Linked DNA regions of Homo sapiens: region 2 is linked to region 1. The links are chromatin contacts, found by Hi-C or POLR2A ChIA-PET in ENCODE. All regions are on one chromosome and are shown on one strand. Each heading gives the region's core, a stretch centred on a gene start or an enhancer-like site at or near the end of the contact. The rest is flanking DNA. Distances are from core to core; before and after follow the strand shown. Region 1 overlaps ARHGEF12 (Rho guanine nucleotide exchange factor 12). Region 2 overlaps GRIK4 (glutamate ionotropic receptor kainate type subunit 4).

Region 1 (2,700 bases), core at 68-2,567:
ACCTCAGTAATGTTGACAGTTTTATGTTATTACTAGGCAAATATAATATTCTTACCCTGTTTGGACAGCAATCTAAATGCTTATAACCTGGCCAGGCGCAGTGGCTCACACCTGTAATCCCAGCACTTTGGGAGGCCGAGGCGGGCAGATCATCTGAGGTCGGGAGTTTGAGACCATCCTGGCCAACATGGTGAAACTCCGACTCTACTAAAAATAAAAAAATTAGACAAGCTTGGTGGTGCATGCCTGTAATCCCAGCTACTCGGGAGGCTGAGGCAGGAGAATGGCTTGAACCATGGAGGCGGAGGTTACAGTGAGCCGAGATCCTGCCACTACACTCCAGCCTGGGTGACAGAGCAAGACTCCATCTCAAATTAAATAAATAAATAAATGCTTATAACCTGATCTAAATGCTTATAATAATTTATGTTATAGTATTATGTCCTAGAATTGGCCATTGATTGACACTCTGAAGCATTGGAAGGTAGTTAACAAGAAACTATAGGGTAATAACCTTTATTAATGGGCAGACAATATAAATTATATAAATATAAATTACATAAATTAACAAACCATTTTATCTTTTTGCTATATTTAGAAGTTTGAACTTACATTCTTTTTACCAAAATATCACTTGCCCTGTCTTTAAGGTCATGACATTTTAGAATACCGGAATTAGTAGTTATTTATGGATTTTACTCGTAGAATTTTAAACATACTTGAGCATATCAGAATGTCCAACTTTTAGTAGTCTCCATGTAGATTGTAGTACCACTATTTCTTTATGCAGCAAGTAATGAAAGTTTTCTTTTATGTGTTTGTGTGCGCGTGTTTTTCTTTCATCTGTTTTAGGATGGAGCTGTAGTTACACCCTCCAGACCTTTAGGGGACACCCTAACAGTCAGTGAGGCAGAAACAGATCCTGGAGATGTACTGGGCAGGACTGACTGTAGCAGTGGAGATGCTTCTCGGCCCAGTAGTGACAATGCAGATGTAAGCTTTCAGTTTTCTAAATCTTTTTTCTTCTGTATTCTTCTTTACAGCCCCTTTCTAGATTTGATTTTAAGTGATGTGAATTAGAGGTGTCTTAGCACTTTTTACCATCCCCATTTTTAATGTACCAATTTGATAAACAGAAATCTGGTTACTGTTATATATAAGCTTTTAATTCCAGAGTTCACTTTTTCCCTTGAACACCCATTGCCAACTGTTTCTTTTACAGGGATGGAATTTCCCAGCAGGCATCTTGTTCGTGGGTAGAGAAGTTACTAATGCCAGTGCATTTTTACTGAACCGAGAGACCAACTGTTGATATCTTTAAGAGCATGTTAATATTCCATTTGTGGTCAGAGTGACTCAGTCTTGAATCATGGGGCACTTTGCCATTACCAAGAGGAAAAACCTCAGTCCTGTTAGATAGGCTTCAGTTAATAGCCCAGGTTTAGTGACAGCACTTTCTTGATTAACCCAGAAACTGCCAGATGAACATGACTATCTGTTAAGATGATAATAAAACATTTTAAGCTGAATATGATGTAACACCATAGACATATGAATACCTAAAAGCTAAGTTCAGTATTACTTACCCAGCAATACTTTGTAAATTGTATGCAGTGGTAGGAATAATGACTTAAATGTAGATCACCCTCTTTAAAAGTGATGAGGGAAGAAGTCTGAACGAATGTTTTGTAATTGTGGGTCATGAAATCAATTTTGTGGGTTGTATTTCTTTTTTAAAAAAAGAATAGGAAATACAGTGCTTTGCATATAGAAGAGGTGTCACTTCTTGGGACTTTTGTTACATATACACACATCTACTATTTAACAATGTGAAGTTTCTCTCTTATTGAAGGTTGTTGTTGGGGGATTGTTTTGTTTTGTTGTTTTTTAAAAAGGAAGCCGTGGTCTAAGCCATCATTCAGGCTATCTCTTGAGGCTTAGGCCCAATGACCCAGTTCCTCATGCAAAAAACAAACTGAGGATTTGTGGGTTTTTTGTTTTGTTTTGTTTTGTTTTTTAAGGTAGTGATAGGAGTCTTGTGATTGGGTTAGCTAAAGGTTTTAATGGAAAATTTCAATTTGGGCTCAAGGAAAAAATGGTAGTCACTAATATTTGTTGGGTATATGTCCCATACACGGTGATAAGGTTTTATGTTCCTTAGTTAATTCTCAAAACAGCCTTATGAAGTAGTACTGTTGTTACTGTAACTTTACAAAAGAAAAAATTGAGGCCAAAGGGAGTTAACTAACTTTCCAAACTTATTCAGGCAATAGGTGATCTACTTCCACCTAGCTCCAAAATACCAGTAATCGAAATATAAACAAAAGCACTGAGGTTTGAAAATGCGTAACATTTTGAGAGAGCAGTGAGAATTTTAGGGCAACCTGGCATATTAGGGTTATAGATGGAATGGCTAGAGATTATCTTAGAAGCCAAATCATGAATCCAGGTTATAAAGGGCTTCAACTTGTTCTAGCAGTACATACCGCTTTTGGGAATGCTTTTCGTACTCTTCTTTTTGTTTTAGTAATGCGTCTCCTCGCTGTTTTCATGGCTTGTCCCTACCATGAGATGGGAAGTTCCTTGAGAGCAGAGGGACTGTCTTGTCTGACTTTATGTTTCCAAAGTGTAGCAAATTGTAGGCATTCAGAGCAAATGATACGAATGAGAAATTTGAATTTTATCTTGTATTTAGAGGAA
Region 2 (2,700 bases), core at 146-2,645, 120 kb after region 1:
ATGGGAGTCTTGCCCCACAGAGTGTGTCCAAGGTGAAGGATGGAGTCTAGGGAACGTGCAGTATGTGGAGAGGACCTGGGACATGCTTCTGGCTCAGCTCCCTCATTAGCCTTGAGTTATTTAGTATGTCACTCCCGTTCCTGAGTCACACATGCTCCGCCCACCTCCTGAAGTCCCCTCCCACTGTGTGGCTACTAGGAGTAAGGATGGAATTTGTGGGGAACTTCAGGCCCAGAACTGGGCATGAAATGGAAATGCAAGATGATGATTCATAATTTTGCTAGAGAAACCAAATACGGCTTTGCTTCCTCTCTAATCCCAACAGGTTCTGGGGCTGAGCGCAGCTTAAGAACAGCAAGGTCGGGGGGTTGGCATTGCCTGACTGTCCAGCTTAAGCCTCGTGCATGCAGAGCTCCACGTACCTCCCCGGCACCCTGCCCCTTGGGCTCTGGCAGCGCTTCCTCCACATTCTCCTGTCTTGTGTGCCTCAGTTCCTTTGCGTGGACAGTCCCTTCGACTTGAAGTCCCCTTCCCTCTCTTCCCTCCACTCATCCTCAGGAGCCAGCTCAGTGGCCATTCCTTCCACAGTGCCTCTCCTGGGAGCCTGTCCTGGACACACTCACCCTTCTCTCTGCCTCCAGGGTACCCTGGGCACTCCTCTATCGTGGCTCTTGGCATCTTAGATTTTGAGCTCCCAAAGGCCAGAGACCTTGCCTTGGGCATCTGTGGATGTCTCGCCCCTAGCACGCAGTGACCTCAGCCAGTGGGCGAGTGTCTGCACGAGCGGAGTACAGAGGGATGAGTGAATAGCGTGGTGAGATGGAGCTGGGCTCCTTTAGACTCTGGTCGGCGGTGACCACATGCTCACACAGGCATAAAATCTCACCGACACCTTCAAGGCAGCAGTCAGATAAGGGGAGGGAGGAAGGTGTTTGAGGGGTTGGCACCAGAGGAGCCAAGCAGGGAAGGCTTCTTGTTTCCAGACATTCAGGGATTTTTTTTTTTTGTCCTGACATAAACACTTGGTTTTTCCATGGAAACGTCTGACATGGGAAATCAGAAAATCTTTCTTAGGGAGGGACCAGACATTACATGAGCTTGTCATCATTATTTTTTAATTAAAAGACAGCAACTGCCTAGTGTTTGGTAAATTCAGGCCCCTCCCCATGGGTCTACTAATATGCTGAAATCTGGGTTTAATGTGCTGAATTTATTTTTTATAAGAATCTGTTACTGAACCTGCTCAGTGGAAAGAGCCCTGTTAGAGCTTTAAGAACTCATTAGCGGGATAAATATGCCGGGTATGAGGGGAGTCTGCAGCCCAGGGCTGCTGGGTACCTGCCAGGGTGGGCGGAGCTGCCCGGCCTGTGACTCAGAGGGTGGCTGTGGGAGGGCACACATGGGAACTGCTGTCCACAGGGTGAAGGACGCTGGGAGAATGCATGCATGGGCAGCCTGCCTGAAGCCTGTGTGTGACAGTGATCAGCTGTTACTGGCGCTGGTAGGTGACTCAGCCCGAATCAATTGCAGGCCTGCTGGACTCTGAGGCCCACGCTGTCTCCCTTGTGCTGCCTGGCACCCAGGGGCTCTCGAAGTATGAAAATAGACACCATGCATGACACGTGATAAGTACTGGGTACAGCAGGAGTAGGACCCAGTGCCATGGATGCTTAGTGAGGGGTCCTGAATTCTGATTTGGGGGTGGGGTAGTCAAGGATGCACAGGGGCCATGTGGGCAGAGGCTCACTTACGAAGTAGATTGTGCAAGTGGAGACGTAGGGCAAAGAGGCAAGGGGATTGCAAGCAGAGGGGATGGCCCCAGCAAAGGCATGGTGGCCTGGAGACAAGGGGTGTGGTCAGAGAAGTGCAGGGTGTCTTGCTCAGCTGGCCATCAGCTTGCAGGAGGAGCGGGAGGAGATGAGGCTACAGAGGCACCTCGGTCCCCACAGCCTTGCTGAGGGATTCAGACTTCCTCTTCTAAGCACTGGGTTTTAAGAGAGTGAATGGCCCGACATGATCCTTTTGACATTTTGGGAAGAGACCTCTGGTGGCAGCTGGGAGGATTTTGGACAGGGAAGATTTCTGTGCCCTGTATGACAGTTCCAGAGCAAACACCCCAGAGCAGAGGCACATCTGTCTGTGGGGCTGCCTACCCCAGCTCCGAGACCCCTTCATTTTACACACAAAACCCTGAAATCCCAAGAGGTGAAGTAATCCATCACACTCGCTCAGCAGAAGGGGCCGAATCTGCAGGGTAGAGAGGGCTGTCTTGCACAGGAGGGCACTTCTGCTCAGGGCATATGTTCCCTGTGAGAATCTGAGACCATACGGTGCCTGTCTGATGTGTGGGCCTGGCTTGGCCTCAGGCAGGCTTGACCTAGCTCCAGGCAGGCCCAGGACACAGCACCTCGTGCATGACCAGGTTTCCCCTCTTCCTGGCTTTGTCATCCCAGGCAGCTGTGGTATGAAGGGGGCTCTGAAGGATGCCTGTTTCCTGGCTGTTTTTTTTTTTCACTGAGACAGAGTCTTGCCTTGTTGCCCAGGCTGGAGTGCAGTGGCGTGATCTCAGCTCACTGCAACCTCTGCTTCCTGGGTTCAAGCAATTCTACTGCCTCAGCCTCCCAAGTAGCTGGGATTACAGGCACACGCCACTACACCTGGCTAATTTTTGTATATATTTTTTTTTAAGTAAAGTCGGGC

The links. A loop is a pair of places that touch in the nucleus more often than their neighbours do. ChIA-PET counts read pairs that join two places held with the same protein, here RNA polymerase II (POLR2A). Pooled maps may share reads with other maps.
Region 2: a loop to region 1 is called in a pooled map, with 2.1 times the contacts of the local background. The contact joins two enhancer-like sites. A Hi-C loop is called at or near these places in 1 of 50 pooled maps. POLR2A ChIA-PET finds 5 or more read pairs at or near these places in 2 of 52 experiments (GM12878 and K562).

Annotation. Positions count from the first base shown.
Region 1 is chr11:120,430,919-120,433,618 of GRCh38, forward strand. It overlaps ARHGEF12 (Rho guanine nucleotide exchange factor 12), which reads left to right. Exons shown (of 41, transcript NM_015313.3): 11 at 853-993. Among named protein-coding and RNA genes, the nearest start is that of GRIK4, 79 kb to the right of the region's middle. Within about 2 kb of position 1,318, at least 9 of the 41 ENCODE cell types and tissues checked have a DNase peak (open chromatin) inside an H3K27ac peak, as active enhancers do.
Region 2 is chr11:120,546,601-120,549,300 of GRCh38, forward strand. The region is part of intron 1 of GRIK4 (glutamate ionotropic receptor kainate type subunit 4); the gene reads left to right. Among named protein-coding and RNA genes, the nearest start is that of GRIK4, 36 kb to the left of the region's middle. RefSeq lists an enhancer at 1,339-2,084. Within about 2 kb of position 1,396, at least 17 of the 41 ENCODE cell types and tissues checked have a DNase peak (open chromatin) inside an H3K27ac peak, as active enhancers do.